Regions from separate parts of the Homo sapiens genome. Here region 1 is linked to region 2. Evidence: chromatin loops called from intact Hi-C (ENCODE). Cell type or tissue: heart right ventricle. All regions are shown on one strand. Links, peaks and the distances in the headings refer to the core of each region. The heading gives the core; the rest is flanking DNA.

Region 1 (9,112 bases), core at 581-8,580, 350 kb after region 2:
CTGATGAATGTTTTTGATTTGGTGTTGAGAAGAGCACAAATGTGGCACAGAGATGGTCCAAAGAGTCTCCGCAGGCAAGGAGGTCGCAGCATGATCTAGATGGATGATATAAAAAGGCCAGCCAGGAACAGGAATGTTTCTGCAGAGGCTTGTGCAAGGATGACTATGGACCACACACTTCCTTCAGCTCCAACGCACTGGCTCCCTGGAGGGGAGCCAGGATGAGATCATGAATTAACTGAGATGATCTGAATTGACTGGAACCAGGTTTCCTCCACCCAGCAGAATAGGGACCCCAGAGGTACTGCGTTCAGTGACAGGGTAAAAAAGAAGTAAGTTATATTCTTTGCAGATCTAAGTTTGTGCACTGAAATTTGTGATTACTATGCATATGTGTGAGCACTATGGCTGGATGTCCTAGACTTGATGGATATAATAATTGTGTTAGGCTATTTTGTAGGCGAAATAGAAGTTAAATCCATTTTTATTGTTTTGGTTATTTTGAAGCAGTAATATGGACTCATTCCAAGACTTTACATTTTTATGTAATAGCAACTATAATGATAGGAAAAGTACTGAAATCAGAAGAAAGTTTGTTTCTATAACATGCCTCTCAGGCTTTTCAAATCTAACATCCCCACCCTTTTCATAACAAATATTTTGTGATGCTCCTTTGTCCTGAAATGGAATTTATATACAATACTGTAACTATATGTCTAATTAAAAAAAATAACTCTCAGTGTAATACAGAGTAGAAAAAGGCAATTAATAATAAAATAGCATGTATTTCATAGGAAAATGCGCAGGTTCAACCCTAAAAGACATAGCAAAGTGGTTAGATGAGTGCATACAGTTATAGACGAAATAAATTTGGACTTAAGGCCATTCTATAGTAGAAATACAAAAAAAAAGAGAGAGCAGGGATAAATGCTAAAATAAAGATTAGAATATTAATTATATATTAAAACCACGCAAAAAATACTTTGTGTTTATGTGTAAAACATAGAGACTAGACTTAGGTTCTAGTCTCAGAAAATTGTAAACAAGCTTTTAATCTTCATGACTAACCAGCAGGATATTTTGTAAGTTGTACAGGACTTGGGACAATTCCTCACTGTGTGGGGTTATTACGGGCATTGCATCCTGAGCCCCCTACTCACTAACTATCAGTAACACTCAAGTGAATTTCTAAAATACTCTCAGTAAAAACCACTGCCCTATACAATGGCAGGATTGGGACATATGGCCAGAGATAGGTAGTGACCTCTCTTTCAAGAGGCTTCACAGGTTAGCACTCATTACCTTGTGAATTTAACACAGTTTGGGGTCTGGCCTAAACCTCTGTAAGCTTATAAATAATTCTAACAGCATATGGAAAGAGGTTCCACTTTTTAGAAGCAGAATCACTGTAAATGATATATATATAATCACAAAGTCAATTAATTGATTTACAAAGTAAATTTATCACAGTGACTGGCATGTTTATGGCCCATGGGAGTGGCATAAATGTATGGGAAATCAAGTTATAATCAGATCTCCTGGTAAGTAAGGACTCAGATATAATATTTGTATTTTTGTAATATGTGGACTCTCATAATAATTATTTTTCAGATCTAAAATATATTCTATAAATATAAAATATTTATATTTACTATATTCAAAAATGCACTAAAAGCTGCTTTAATGAGAAAATTCACCAATTTTTAAATATTTTTTTCTAGCAACTAAGACTTCAAAAATGATTAATCTAAGTTCATTCAGGAAAAAATAGATAACGTACATGCCCTATACCCATTAAAGACATTGAAATTAGTAATTAAAAACCTCCCCACAGGCCGGGTGCGGTGGCTGACGCCTGTAATCCCAGCACTTTGGGAGGCTGAGGTGGATGGATCACATGAGGCCAGGAGTTCGAGACCAGCCTGGCCAACATGGAGAAACCCCGGCTCTACTAAAAATACAAAAATTAGCCAGGTGTGGTGGCAGGCACCTATAATCCAAGCTACTCAGGAGGCGGAGGCAGGAGAATCGCTTGAACCCGGGAGGCAAAGGTTGCAGTGCCGAGACTGTGCCACTGCACTCCAGCCTGGGCGACAGAGTGAGGCTCTGTCTCAAAACAAAACAAAACAAAACCTTCTCACCAAGAAAATTTCAGGCCCAAATGCCTTCATTGGCAAATTCTACCAAACATTTAAGAAAGGAATAATACTAGTTCTATACAAACTCTTTCAAAAAATAGATAGGAATCCTGTACTTCCCAACTTATTCTATGAGGCCAGCATTACTCTGACACCAAAATGAAACAAAGACATTACAGAAAAAGAAAACCACAATGAACACAGGTGTAAAAATCTTTAACAATATTTAGGAAATCAAATTTAGCTTTATATAAAAAAACATACATTAGTTTTCTATTACCACACACTTAGCAGCTTAAACAATACACACTTATTATTGTACAGTTCTGCAGGCTGTACAATACATTCAGCTGCTGAGGCCTGTACAAGTCTGATGCAGGTCTCACTGGGCTAATGTCAAGGTGTTGAGAGGGCTGCATTCCCTTCTGGAAGTTCCATTTCCTTGCCTTTCTAGCAAATCCATTTCCTTGCCTTTCTAGCTTCTAGAGGCTGTTTTCACTCCTTGGCTCATGTCTTTTGAGCTTCATAGTAGAGTTATGAGTGGATTGCATACCAGCAATACAGTAAGAGAGTATTCTGAGTTTGTCCAGGTACTTAATTTTACCTGTAGGTTTTATACTTTGAAAAGTTTTCTTTTGCACATTAGCGTTTTTTCTTTCAGACTGAAGAACTGCCTTTAGTATTTCTTGCAAGATGGATCTAGTGGTGGTGAATTCTCTCAGCTTTTGTTTGTCTGGGAAAGATTTTATCTCTCCTTTATATTTGAATGATAATTTTGCTGGATACAATATTCTTGGATGGCAGGCTTTTTTTGTCTCTCTTTGAGCAATCTGAAAATGCCATTCCACTCCCTCCTGGCCTGTTTAGTTTCCTTAGAGTAATCCGTTGCCACATGAATTAGAGCTACTTTACGTGTTATTTGCTTCTTTTCTCTGCTGCTTTTAGGATCCTCTCTTTGTCCTTGACCTTTGAGAGTTTCATTTTTCTATGCCTTGGAGTAGTCTTATTTGGGTCAAATCTGTTTGGTGTTCTCTGACCTTTCTGTAGCTGGATATTTCTCTTTCTCAAGTTTTGGAAAGTTTTCAGTTCTTATCCTTTTGAATCAACTTTCTACCCCTTGCTCTCGCTTCACTCTCTCTTGAACACCAACAGCAGTAATTCTTAGATTTGGTCTTTTGAGGTAATTTTTTACATATTGTAGGTGGTCTTTGTTACATTTTATTCTTATTTCTTTTTTCTTCTCTGATTGTGTATTTTCACACAGCTGGTTTTTGAGCTCATAGATTCTTTCCTCTGCTTGGCTCACTCTGCTGCTCAGAGCCTCTTAAGAGTTCTTCAGTTTGGCAAATGTATTTCTCAGTTCTAAGATTTCTGTTTGATTTTTTAAAATTATTTCAATCTCTTTGTTAGATTTCTCTGATAAATTTCTGCTTTTCTGTATTATCTTGGAGATACCTGAGTTTCCTTAAAACTGCTATTTTAAATTATTGGTCAGAAGCTAATAGTCGCCATCTCGTTAGGGTCAGTCATTGGATTTTTGCTTTGTCCTTTGGGGAGACTGTGGTTCCCTGTTTGCTGTTGTTACTTGCGGGTATATGTCTATGTCTTTGCATTGAAGGATTAATTATTGATTCTAGTTTTCTCTGTCCAGCTTGTTTTGTCTTTCATTGAATATATTTGCTTAATCTTTGCAACTAGATTGCTGCCTCCTTTTCGGCTCTAGGTGGCGCTATAAGCCCAGGTTCACTTTGGCTCTAGTAAACGGTTGCAGTGCTGCCTGTCCCAAATGGGGGAGTCACCAAAGGGATTATCCCAGGTATGTTCTACAGGCTCCTAGGCAGGAACCCCTAGTCAGCAGTGTGGGAAGACTGGCTAGGGGTTCCTGCCCATGGGAACCTGTGGAATGTACCTCCTACAGTGTGGTGCTGCTGAATAGCCACTCTGATTTGGTGTCTCATTTGGCTGAGTTACAGAGCAGAGTTTCCAGGGTTGGGGATGGTAGTCTCACCTTCTGACCTTTGTTGCAGCCTGTCCTCAGAGATATTTCTCCCTACAGGCACTCACAATGCTTCCCATGAGTTAAGGCAGGGACAGGACTCCTGCTACGGAACCCAAGAAGGTGAGGAAGCTGGTTGACCACTCAATTTCACTTTTTCCAGTGTAAAAACAGAATTGAGGGAGATTTTCCACATGCTTGGTGCTGAAAGAATGTAGGGGAGGGGACTCGCAGACGTGGAAATCTGATTCTCCAATCATATGCTCAAGGTTTTTCCACTTCTCTGTGGCCCTGGGGGCTGTCTCATCCTCATACTTGAACTCTGGGTTGTTGCTGGTGAAAATCTCAATGCTATATATTTGTTTTTGGTCTTCTATTGAGGGATTGAAGCTGGCTTGCTTCTATACTACCATTTTGAAATCCTGCATTCCTTGATTCATGCCCTCTTCCTTCACCTTCAAAGTCAGCAATGGGCGGGCGCAGTAGCTCACGCCTGTAATCCCAGCACTTTGGGAGGCCTAAGGAGGCAGATCACGAGGTCAGGAGATCGAGACCATCCTGGCTAACACAGTGAAGCCCGTCTCTACTAAAAATACAAAAAAATTAGCTGGGCATGGTAGCGGGCGCCTGTAGTGCCAGCTACTTGGGAGGCTGAGGCAGGAGAATGGTGTGAACCCGGGACCTGGGAGGCAGAGCTTGCAGTGAGCCGAGATCGCGCCACTGCCCTCCAGCCTGGCGACAGAGCAAGACTCCGTCTCAGGAAAAAAAAAAAAAAAAAAAGTCATCAATGATGGTTGAATCCTTTTCATATCATATTACCCGACCTCCTCTTCTGCCTCCCTCTTCCACTTTTAAGGTCACCGATTGCACTGGTCCAACCAGATAATCCAGGACAATCTCCTCATCTTCAGGTCAGTTTATCAGAAACCTTAATTTGGTCTGCAATCTTAATTCCCCTTGTCATATAACATAACATATTCACAGGTTCCAGGCTTTAGGGCATGTTTGGAGGCAGGAGGGAGACGGGGGATTACTCTGCCTACCACAAACATGATGATAAAGTGATATTTATCCCAAGACTGCAATCAATTTTCAAATAGAAGAACAGAGTTAGAAGAATTATACTATCCAATTTCAAGAACTACTATAAAGCTACAGTAATCAAGATTTCATGGAACTGGAATGGAGTGCCTAGTAAAACAACCACATTTAAATGGTCATTTGCTTTTTAGCAAGGGTGCCAAACCAACCAATAGGGAAATAGTTTTTTCAAAAAAAAATAATGCTAGAGTATTCTGATATCTACGTTAAAAAAAACAAACAAAACCTTGACAAACCCTACTTCATAACACACATAAAAATTAAAGATGAATCATATTACAACTCAATAATAAAAGATAACCAAATTAAAATATTGACACAGGATTTAAATAGACATTTCTCTAAAGAAGATACACAAAAATAGATGGTCAATAGATACACAAAAAGATGTCCCACATTAGTCATCCAAGAGGCACAAACTAAAACCATAAGAAGATACCACTTTATACCCAATAGGATTACTATATAACAAAAAAGACAGACAATTGACAAGTGGTGGTAAGGACGTGGAGAAACTGGAACACTCATAAATTGCTGGTGGGAGTGTAACATGATGCAGCTGCTTTGAAAAACAGTGTCTTAGTCTTGTTTTCTGTTGCTGTAACAGAATACCATAGGCTGGTTAATTTATATAGAAAACAAGTTTATTTAGCTCATGGTTCTGGAGGCTGGGAAGTCTAAGAACATGGTGCTGGCACCAGGTGAGGGCCTTCATGTGGTGTCATAACATGACAGAGGGCATCATATGATAAGAGGGCAAGAGCAAGAGAGACTGAGAGAACTCACTTTTATAACAAAGCCACTCTCAATGTAATGAACCCATTCCTGTGACAGTGACATTAATCTATTCATGATGGCAAAACCCTCATTAATCCATTCATGAGGACAGAAGGATTCGGTTTCCAACACATGAACTTTTGGGAGATACCTTCAAACCATGGCAAAGGGTTTAGCAGTTCCTCATAAAGTTAAACATAGATTTACCACATGATCCACCAATTCCACACCTAGGTATATACCCAAGAGAAGTAAAAATATATGTCCACACAAAAATTGGTACCTGAATGGTCATAGCAGCATTATTCATAATAGCCCAAAAAAGTAGGAACAACCCAAATATCCATTAACTGATTAATGGATTTTTTAAAATGTATATTTTCAGCAATGTATAGCAATAAAAGGGATATTATGCATCAGCAAAAAGAAATGAAATACTGATTTATGCTACAAAATGGATGAACATCTAAAACATTATGCCAAATAAAAGAAGCCAGACACAAAAAGCCATATATTGTATGATTCCATTTTTACGAAATGTCTAGCTTAGTAAAATCCATAAGGACAAAACATAGATTATGTGATTGACAGAGGGAGGAAAGGGAGTTGGGAGTAACTGCTAAGGGGTAGAGAATTTCTTGTATGTTTAATTTTTAAAATGTTCTAGAATTAGACAATGGTGATGATTGCACAACTTTGTGAATATACTAAAAACCAGTGAACTGTATACTTTAAAAGGATGAATTTCATGGTATATGAATTATATCTCAATAAAAACAATACTGTATGAGGAAAAAGAAGATAGATCAAAGACCTAAATGCAACAGCTAAAACCATAAAACTTTTATAGAAAAACAGAGAATAGGTCTTAGAATAGGTCAAAAGTTTCTTAAAACCAACAGTTTTGTTTAATATATTTATGTATAAAAATAGATAAGACCCATAATGGTGTACCAGGGAGCAAAATGATGATGTAACTTCAGAGGGGGAATAAGCAGTGGGAGAAAGTACAGCTCTGGTCAGCTGGGGAGATCTCATTGCAAGTAAGCACCCATCCTGGATGTTTTGCCATTTGGATGAGAGGTGCGTTAAAGAAAAAATCCTACATTCAGGAAAAGTCTTCCTAGTGTCACAAGAATGTAAAAAATCTGCTTCATTTAAACAGTCCAAGCCTGCCCACTCCATGTATATTTCAGAACACAAGCAGGGATATATCTCAGCACAAAAGATGTGATTCCTCGAGACAGCATTCTAAATACTTCCCTAATTATCAAAACCCAGAGCTTCCAAGACATGTCAGATTCTTTGTTCTTGTTTTCACCAGTCCATCAAATTTGCTTGGCTTCTTTTATAAAACAGTAGACCTCCTCTGGAGTCAATGTGCTTCTCTTTCTCTTACAGGCCCCTACTTTTATACTGCATTTTTTCAGCGAGGCCTTTTGTGGTAAGCTGACCCTACAAAACATCTGCCTGGCATATGAAACACAAAATTCTTTTTTGGAAAGCTTTCTGTATGTATCAGAGACCATTTCATTGTTTATTCCATTTTTGGCTTCCTGAAAGTTTATGGAATCAAATGGAAAATGACTTCAAAATAGATAAGAGATTACATGAATCTTTTCTATACTTCACATAGTCATGAAGATATATTAACCATATCAGATATGAAATCATGTGCTGGTGATTTCTTTTTAATTTACATACAGTAAAATTCACTTATTTTGGTGTGCATCATTATGGATTTTAACAAATAGAGTCATATAAATACCACCACAATCAGGATAGAACATTCTATCACTGTGATATAACTCCTTTGTACCACCTCTTTGTAGACAAATTGTACACCCAGCCTTAACCCCTGGCAACCACTGATGCTTCTCTGTCGTTAAGGTTTTGCTTTTTCCAGAATGTCATATAAAAAAATCATAGTGTGTGTAATCTTTTCAGTCTGGCTTCCTGCATTCAGCATAATGCATTTGTGATTCATCCATGCTAATGTGTGTATCAACAGTTCATTACACTACTGAGTAGTAGTCCACTGCACAGAAGTACCACATCTGTTTATCTATTTGCTAGTTGAAGGACATTTGGGTTTTTCAGTTTTTAGTAATTATCAATAAAGATGCTATAAATATATGGGTATTGTTTTTTGTGTGAACATGCTTTCATTCAATTTCATTCAATCCCATGAATGAGACTGCTGCTTTCAAGGTATTTTTTTTTTTCATCTTTAGTTTTCAGCAGTTCCATTATGATGCTGGTGTAGTTTTCTTTGAGTTTATCCTGTTTGGATTTCACTGAGCTTCTTGAATTTGTACATGTATCTTGCACCAAATTTGTGAAGTTTTCACACATTATTCCTTTATATATTTTTTCTACACTAATATTTCTGCTCTCTTTCTGGACTCTAATGACATAAATGCTAGACCTTTTGATATTATTCCATAGGTCCCTGCAGCACTGTTTTTCTTCCTTTTTTCTGTGTTTCAGGCTGTATAATTTTCTTTCTTTTCTTTCTTTCTTTTTTTTTTTTTTTTTTTTGAGAGAGGGTCTCACTCTGTTGCCCAGGCTGGAATGCAGTGGCGCTATCTCAGCTCACTGCAACCTCTGCCCTCCTGGGTTCAAGCAATTCTCCTGCCTCAGCCTCCTGAGTAGCTGGGACGACAGGCGTGTGCCACCACACCTGACTAATTTTTGTATTTTTTGGTAGAGATGGGGTTTCATCATGTTGGCCAGGCTGGTCTTGAACTCCTAGCCTTAAGCAATCTGCCCACCTCAGCCTCCCAAAGTGCTGGGATTACAGGCACGAGCCACCACGACCAGCCCAGACTGTATAATTTCTATTGATCTATCTTGAAGTTCACCGACTCTTCTTTATCAGCTCCATTCTGCTATTGGACCCATAGAGTTAATTTTAAATTTCAGATATTGTGTTTTTCAGTTCTATAATTTTCATTTGTTTTGTTTGTTCATTTGTTTGGCTTTAGTTTCTATTTCACTGCTATTTTTCCATTCATTTCAAGAGTGTTCAACTTTGTCTCATGGAGAATGGTTACAATAGCTGCATTAAAGTTTTTGTCTGACAACACCAATATTTGGA
Region 2 (9,112 bases), core at 827-8,826:
AGGCAGATAGTGAGGGTAAAAGAGTCCTCTTTTAACAAAACGCAGCCCAAGAAATTATTTTTTCCTAACAAAGAGCAGCCTGAAAAATCGAGCTGCAAGCAAAGACAGGCAAGCTGGAAGCTTGCATGGGGGAATGCCAGCAGCTGTGTTAAAGGAATAGGCAGCATGGTGCAGGCCAGGCAGAGAACCTACCTGCATAATAAAAGATGGTGGGGGGCTACCAGAAATTTGCACCCTATGCAAATGGCACACCTGGTCCAACCAATCTTTTGTGCCCTATGTAAACCAGACACCACCTCCTCACCCGGCATCTATAAAACCCTTTGCATTTCACCGCAGATCGGCAACCTGTTTGGGACCCCTCTCTCTGCAACAGAGACAGCCATTCTCTTTCTTCTGCCTTTTAAATTTCTCCTCCTAACCTCATTCCTTGTGTGTCCACGTCCTTGATTTCCTCAGTGAGACAACGAACTTCAGGTATCACCCCAGACAACGAGGCTGCTTCAGTGGGAATCTCCCTGGGGCTCTGTCCCTACAAGCAGGGGCACAGCATGCATCCACAGAGCTCTCTGGGCTCCAGGTGGGCCTCCACCTGGCCATTCTCCCTCACTGCCCCTCTGAGAGAGTGCGGCACAGTAGGAGAGCCAAGCCCTCAGCCTTGTCCCTGAGAGAATCCTCAGACCCCAGGCCTGGCCTTCTGGCTGCAGGGATGAGGTCAGGAGCCAGCAAAGCCCAGGGCAGCCCCACTAGGGCTGCAGGTCCCAGAAATCCCCAGGATACAGGGGACCAAGGTGAGGCTGAAGAGCGACCCTTTCCTCAGCAAGTCAAGTCACCTTCAGGAACACACAGCTGGAGGACTAAGGGAGACAGGTGAGATGTGTGTATAGTGACAAGGACAAAATAGGAAGATTAGAGCAAGACATCATGCCATTGCTGCACGTGAACTAAAGGCAGAGAAGATGACTTGGGACGGGAGGTGGAGGGGAGAGTCTGACTTTGCCTTTGATTGTCTCTTGCAATTCCAGGTGGAGATAGCAGAGACTCAGAATGGTGGAAGTCAATCTACCTCCAGTGGCAGATATGCCCAGGTGAGAGGGGCAGGCTGGCAAGCACTCTTCCCTGGCTCTAGTGAAGGGCACTGAGGGAGTGCTGAGGACAATCACTGACCACCCACCAGTGCCAGGACAGCAATGGCTTGACCTGCCCATTCAGAGTCCCTTGTTATGGCAGCTTCCCACGTGGCTGTCTTCCAGATATAGTTTGTCCTCTTACTTGAAGCCCCCAACCTGTGAGAACTTCAACACCCCAGCTGCTGTAGACAGTAAACTCCAAGAGGGGATCATGTGTCTCTCCCACAGGCAACACTGCATCCTTGCACAGGCATCTGGCACACAGAGCAGGTCTGCAATAAATATCTATTGCACGACACCTCAGAGGGTAAAGCAGAGCTCAGGTCTTTGGTTTTGCATCATTACAGGTAGCACATTTTGAACACAATATACAAAAGCAAATCGGCTTCAGCACTCCTGAATTGACATAGTAGGGGACAGGGGTAGACATAAAAAAAAATCTCTAAATGAAAACTAATAGTGGCTTTCTTATAGGGCTACCATTTTTACAGTAAAACTTTAGCTGGGAAAACCTCTGTTGTGATTTTTGTTAATAGGATGTATATGTAGCAGTTGTCTGAATCTTCAAGTAGCTGATCTGTGCGGATGCAGTGACGGAGCCACAGCTTGCTGACCGCAGCAGTTTTAAAGTGACTCATCAGCAAGGTCAGGCCACCTTGGTGGGAAACTGGGGCCAAAGGCAGAAAAGTGTGCCAGGAAGTCCCAGGCCATCTTCTTACACACACACACACACACGTATACACACACACACCCCAAAACAGAAAAAAAAATCCAGCTGAAATGAACGTTCCAGCCTGCATTTAACTCCATTTTAGTCTGCTTTTCAGTAACCAGGACAGCGACAAGCTTTTCTTTCTTGTCTTTTCTTTTTTTAAAAGAAAAAATTCCCTAACCAAAATATGGAATTCATCTGCATTGTAATCCCAAGTGGAGAGTGCACGCATTTCCTCTGGATCGTGCATCACTCACTCCCACTCTCTCTCATTTCTCATGGACAATGAATGGAAACACTCCCTTGTAGGAATTTCAACCGCCACTTTGAGACAGATGTTTTGGAAACCACTGACAAGCTGCTTGTCACTGTGAGGCGGATCATACACTTTCACAGCCATTTGGTCCAAAACCACGCAGAGAGCGCTTCTTCACGTCCAGCTCCAATACGATCTGCAGGGTATTAGATGGCTGATACTTAGCCACTTCTTCATGTCCCCCTTACCCAACACATTCCCCATCAGGAGGCAACACCGAAGGCTCTATCTCAGCAAAGTCACCATTGTCTGCTATAGAATCAAGAGTAGGATTTCTCTGTGAAGATCCAGCATGGTCCAAGCCTTCAATGAAAACACTACTTTCAGGAAGAGAGTTAGGCACTTGGGAAAGAAAATGAACATTTTTAAGCCACCAAGGTACTGTTCATAAATGTCTGCTAGGCAAATGGGGACCTCATGGCTTGAAAGAGTTATTATTCAATACTTCCCAAGCACCCACATAAGTTCATGTTTCTCCCTGAGGGCCTCACTTGCTCCATGAGACGAACTCACTACAGCGTTCATCTTGTTTAAAAAGACTTGGTGTGATGCGTGGAGGCCGATCATTCGAGCCACCTGGATGTGCTGTGAAATAGTTTCTCAAGCAGTCCCAGCTTTTCCAAATGCACCTATCAAAACAAACCTAAGTGCCTGTTAAATTCACTCTTTAGGAGACCTACTTTGTTCCAACAGAGTCAACTGACCGAAGATAACTTTCTGCAGAATCTAAGACACTCGCCTGAACAATCTTATTGGCCAGAATAAAGAATAAGACACTGGTTCATATACATTTGGAAGGGTATGAAGTCAGTCAAGGGCAGACCCTCAAAAAGACTCATCCTTACTTCTCAGTCTTTAGCTAAGGCCATGATACAGAGGCTGAAATGAAGAAACTAAGATACAATCTGAGAAAAATACCCAAACTTTAAAACTTAAAACCTGTGCAAAAGTTGCTCTCCTATACCTTGGTCATGTTACTTACTGAGTTCTAATTTCTACGGTACCACTAAAAACTCTGGAGTGACCGTCTGTGAGCCATTAAACCCAAGCACAAACGCACACTTTCAGGGCTGTACATGTCTGCGTAGTTTTTGCACACATTGTTAAGATTATACTGCTGGCTTATTTTCTCTATATTCTCTTTTCTACGATAAAGATCATTTACATGCAACATTAAATTTCAACTTTATATGGGGCAATTTTTGAGTGGATTGATCATAAAGCCGCATCTCTGGCAGGAAAGACACTTTTCAAAGTAGCCGTTCTGAGGCACTCCACTCACTAAAACCATGAGAGGGACACGGCAGCAGTGTATGCAAGGGCATCGGCTCTAGCCAAGAGGGCCTATCCCCACCCCCACTACTTTATCCTTGGGCAAACCACTCAACCTCAAGACTCAGCTTCCCCATGCATGAAACAGGGATAATAATAGAACCTACATTTTGTAGGATGAGCAATGCATCCTAGAAACAGTGATCAACAAATGGAAAGCTCTCCATAAATGATATTTTTTATCACATGATTCTCAGTAACCTCGACTCCAGGACTTGCTGGTGCTTACTTAGAACACCACAATCTGGCAGAATCACCTGCACATATGACTAGAACTGGCCTCCTGTCTCCTTGCTACTTAGAGGTCACAGTCTGCGTCTTCTGTGTATATTGACTACGAGTTTCTTGATGACATAGTGGTCACACAGAAACATCTATTTGTTTAGTGCTTTGCTTTTGGCTGCTTCCAAATGTCTGTGGATTGATCGATGCAGATCCCAGAAATGTAATCATTAGTTGCCTGGCTAAAGAGGTTTCTCTCTGTTTGTTTTTATTAGAAGTCAGTCCTCTGAACCTGTGGTTTGCAAACTTTCTTTTTGAGCATGAAACACTGTTTACAGAATCTGACAAACAACCCCAGTTCTGCATAGGAAACAGATGAAAGCAGAACTGTACTGGTAAAAAAAAAAAAAAAGTAGGGGGTTGAGGAGGGTCCCCTTGGCCCCCATCACCTCCAGGTAGCTCCTAAAATGTCCCTAGAAAGTGGAACACTCTGTGGAACAGGCTCAGAAGGGCGCTGATCTAAACCATCCTTCCAATTTCCATCTTATGGCCTAGAAATGCCACTCAGCCCGAACCCTAAGAGGCTCACCGGGGCACTCCTGCTCCTCATCTCACGGCTGCATCAGTAACAACAGAGGCAGAGCCCACAAACCACGATCTTGTGCTTCCTAAATGTTCCCAACATGGCTGTGGGCTGGGCAGACACACAAACCCTTCCTTTCTTTGTTTTACTGACTACACATTGAGTTACATCAACTCCCCAAAAGCAATGTCCTAGGACCACAGTGTTTACATGGCTGTGCCAGCCAGCACACATGACGTCTGATATCATTACTCTGGGCTTCTGGAGGAGCCATAGTGCATTTACACTTCTTTATACTCACTGAGCAGTGGCATGGAAACCAAGGTCAATCCAATCTATCAAAACCTCACCAAAATTTTAAAATAATTTGCAATGAAAATGCCTTTCTCATGGTGGAATACACAGTCCTTCCAATGTCTGTGAAGTACCAGCACAGTTTCCACACGTATGAAATATTAACAGGGACAAAAAAAAAATTGAGAAATTCAGAGGAGGGGATCAGGATAACAAAGCAGCTGGAGAAAGTCATTGCTTCAGAAAGCACCAGGACTAGGAAGCAGGCCCCGCCTCCTCGGTTTAACTGCCGCTCAGCGGAAGCATGACGTAGGTCTCACTGTGGGAACCCAGAGGTACAGGGGGCCTGTTCAGGGTGGTCTGAGGGAGACTGGCCAGGAGGGTTGGGGCTGGAGCCAACCAACAAAATATCCCAACCCATCGTGAAGAAAATATTTCCTCCTCAGGAAAGGCCGCTACATCTCCCCAGGGAATGGCTGGAAGACTCCCAGCCTGAGTCATTCGGAAACAGATTTACAAAGCACTCGGGAGGATCCCGAGGGAATGATCAGGCCGAGACGGAGGAAGAGCCTTCATGACCAAGTGGGTCTTTTCCAGCTCCAGCTCCCATGACTGCAAGGTCCTTCTGGTTCTTCCCAACTCACTCTGGCCAGCACGGCTGTAGCATGACTGTCACGATCCTTGGCTCTGAGTGTTTTAAGGCCTGGATGTGGCGATGCAGAGGCCTCCCAGCTACGGTACATAAGCTACAGTCTGCACTTCCACGTAAAGAGCTCCACCCGGCCTTGGGGCATGGAGAAGGTAGTGGATGTTGTATCCAAGGAGCTGGTGCTGGCCCAGGCCCAGTCCCAAGCACTTGCCTGTCCAGCCTCCGTGGGGAGCGCCCACCAGCAGCCCTCTCACATTTCTGCATCTCACCAAAGGCCTGCTGAAAACAGGCCCCCTGTGACATCTGCTAATCAGATTTGCCCCTGGAGCCAGTAATAATTAAACTTGGTCTATGAAAGGAACACTGGAAAGGTCTCCCATCCCACAGCTGGTCAGCAAACAGAGCAGAAGGGCCGTATCTACAGCCATGTCTGTGTAAATCTTATTCAGCTGTCAGAATGAGCCCTAAGTGACACTGGTCACCCTCACAGGTAGCTGTCAGCCCTTGGAAAGCTGTTGCTGGGGGCAGCTATGAGGGCTAGAACTTCTCCCTCAGCTCCCCTCACCTTTCCTAGGCAGCACTGGCAGACTTATGCTGGATCACGCACCCTGGGATTAAATGCCATTTTCTGTGCTGTTCCTCATGTGCCAAACATATTATGTGCTTGTTAACTATTCACCTGATTCAGGTTTCTGGAAAACTCCTATCCAGAAATTTAGATTTAAACCAGAAAAGCCTCCTAGAAAGTATCAGATTAGATAAGAAAATTGTATTTTTCTGTCTTATATCAGCATTTCTATTGGGTGATACTGCTTATGTTGGTTGTATCTGTTAACTATTGTTGAGTAACAAAGTGCCTTAACATTTCATAGCTTAAAATACCTGATTATTTCTCACAATCCCAGGGTTCGGCTGGCTGTTCCTCTGCTGGTTTCTCCTGGGCTGGCTCACGATGGCTTTCAGCTAGTCAGCTGCGCAGGAAGGCCCACAAAGGCTTCCTTCACGTGTCTGGTCATGAATGCTGCCTGCCAACAGGGGAACCTTGGCTCTCCTCTGCAGGCCCCTTATCCTTCTGGGGCGAGACTGGCTTACTTACACAGAGGTCTCAGAGCAGAGTTCCAAGAAGGTGAAAGTGGAAGTAGTCAGACCCTTTGAGGCTGAGACTCTAGAACTTACACAATACTTCTGCCACATTTCAGCCATGAAGGGAAGTCAGAAGGCCAGCCCAGACCCAAGGGGCAGGGAAATAAGACTCCAGTTATTAATGGCAGAGTGAAAAAGAATGTGCAACCATTTTTAACCTACCACATGTCAGCATCTCCCCAACTGGGTCAGAGTTATAGGAGTTCTGGGGCAGGGCCATAGGTACTCTGAGATCAAAGCAATCCCAGGACAGACACTGAGTCCTGTATCCCCTTGAAGAGCCACAACACACATTGGCATGCTGAAGACTCTGAGTAGCCCTCCAATAACAATAAATTCTGCTCGATTTTCTTTCATCAGGAGTAAGTTTATAGAGGCGGAGGAAGACCACTTTCCTGTAACACGATTTTGGAAAGTCTGGTCATGAGTTCTGGATTTTTAGAACAGTTCCAGTTGAATATATTTTGTCTTGCTGCCTTAATACATGTCCCATAAATGTTGCATCCATGTCTAAAATACCTTCCAATATGTGGAAGTAGCACACAATATGGTAATTCCTGAGTGGGGGTTATGACTCTAAAGGTCACCACAGTGCAGCTCTCCAGTAATTAGACATTAAGAAACTTCCACTCAAAATCATCTTGATCCTTGAAAAACTTTCCTAGAAGTTATATGCAAAAAACTGGGGGTTGTTTTCTTCAGGTACAGTATTTCTGAGCATTGACAGAAGTCTTGATTCCTACAGAACAAATGTTACAATTCACTCTGAATAAATTCCACGTTTGAAATTCAATAACAATAAATAATATAACCCATAGTGGATCAGGAGGCCAAGCTTGCACACAGGCTACTGGACCACTAGCAAACCACGCTACTTCTTACCTGCCTGTTGGCCACCAATCTGGAGCCTCCCATACAATTTTCTACTCCTTTGAAAAGAAAAGGCTCATCCATCTTCACAACCAGGTTCTCCACTTTCAACAGCCATGGCACGGAAGACATTGAACTAATACTCTAGTCATGAGAACATGATGATCCCAATAGTGGGTGAAGATTCATGAGAGGAGGGCAAACTCAAACCAAGGATTCAGGCCGTTATGAAGAGAGCTCTCACAAGACCAAGAACAGTCAAGAGCAGTCTCAATTCAGGGCCCAAACTCCAAAATAGTCCCTATGCATGGAGAGGGAGAGCGCCGGAATGCAGTGAAGGCACAGGGAGACACTGGATGCTGAACACAAGACTGAAAAAGGATCCTCTTTACTTCTGTTTTATTTATTTTTATTTATTTATTTATTTATTTTGAGATGGATTCTCACTCTGTTGCCCAAGCTGGAGTGCAGTGGCATGATCTCGGCTCACTGCAATCTCCGCCTCCCGGGTTCAAGAAATTCTCTTGCCTCAGCCCCCTGAATGGCTGGGATTACAGGTTCCCACCACCAGGCTCGGCTAATTTTTGTATTTTTGGTAGACACGAGGTTTTGCCATGTTGGCCAGGCTGGTCTGGAACTCCTCATCTCAAGTGATCTGCCCATCTCAGCCTCCCAAAGTGCTGGGATTACAGGCGTCAGTCACCGTGCCCAGCCATACTTCTGTATTTATTCTCATATTGGACAGAATGTCTGACAAAGGGAATAGAGAGAATTTATTTTTATCTTGCTGCTGAAACAGCTTCTTAGAATTAGTGATTCTTACCTCATTCACTAAACAATGGTGATTCACCAAAAGACAGAGCAGTCAGTGGCCAATTTACTAACTTGGACTCAAAACATCCTACCATTCCTTCTTGGGTGTCAAATATTTTTAAACCCTTTTCTTACATTGTAAAATCATCAGGGAAACATCTCCTGGAAGCCTAACTGCAATTTCAAAGGATGGAATAAAAGTGAATCTAGAGGAACGGGGAATTCCGTGGGAAAAAACACCTCATAAATGATAAAAGAGGAAGTAGAAATTTCTAAGGAATTGTGAGTGCATTGGTCTAAGAAATAAACAAGGTAACTTCTTGGAAGAGTTCCATAGCAAAGTCATTTGGGGAGCCTTTTTGAGAATGGCTGAACGTCAAATCTTATGGGCAATTTTGAATTTAAAGAGCCAAGAGATCAGTCAGTCCAAGACTTGGTGAGTTGGTAATTGGGCCTACTGTCCTGGGGGTTCCTAGGTTTGTATCTGGGGGCCACTTCAGCTCCTGGTCCTAATTCACCCTGAGAAATGGCTCCAGGCCCTGGACACCACCTTGAGCTGTCTTTCCCTCTAACAAGGTAGCTATTCAATCAGAAATAAAAGACTGTTGGGGCTCAGAAAACAACACCCCAAAACGAAGCCCTAGCAGCAGCCTTAGAAACATGAAGTTATTCTCTTTCTCCTGTCCTCCTATGTCTCAGTCCCAGTCTCCTGAGGCAGGCCACAAAAACTAGAATCCCACTTCCCCAAGGTGGGTTATAGAAGCCAGAACCCCCTTTCCCAAAAGCCAGCCATGAAACCTAAAAATATTCTATGTAAAAACTGGCCTTAAAGAAATTTTCTGATCTACCTTTTTTGACTGTAGGTCCTAAGACCCTCATTGCAGAGAGGGTACTGCCCCACACCCAGAAGAAAGGAATGCATGCCCAGAGAGGCCAAGAGGAATCTAGACAGGCTAGGTTTCCCCACTCAAGCTATTAGCATTAGATCATACCCTCTTGTCAAATCATATATCTACATGCCTGTTCATACTCTGTTGAACCTATGCAC

Evidence for each region. Hi-C counts contacts between places; a loop is a spot of excess contacts. Peaks named below come from ENCODE experiments on the same cell type or tissue, not always from the same donor. Only the 100,000 strongest peaks of a DNase experiment are listed, where the experiment ranks them.
Region 1: it touches region 2 in a loop (2.2-fold over the local background); 22 of 110 quality-filtered maps call a loop at or near these places.

The regions. Positions count from the first base shown.
Region 1 is chr5:78,896,153-78,905,264 of GRCh38, forward strand. The region is part of intron 4 of ARSB (arylsulfatase B); the gene reads right to left. Among named protein-coding and RNA genes, the nearest start is that of ARSB, 85 kb to the right of the region's middle. RefSeq lists a silencer at 3,917-4,006. In heart right ventricle, for the core only: a CTCF peak has its summit at 3,857 (motif pointing right); a DNase peak (open chromatin) is centred at 3,889.
Region 2 is chr5:78,542,906-78,552,017 of GRCh38, forward strand. All of the region lies in intron 3 of LHFPL2 (LHFPL tetraspan subfamily member 2), which reads right to left. Among named protein-coding and RNA genes, the nearest start is that of LHFPL2, 100 kb to the right of the region's middle. RefSeq lists enhancers at 1-560, 561-1,378, 4,087-4,246, 6,465-6,514, 6,615-6,664. In heart right ventricle, for the core only: no CTCF peak of the experiment used is centred there; DNase peaks (open chromatin) are centred at 4,926 and 6,333; H3K27ac peaks cover 7,301 bases.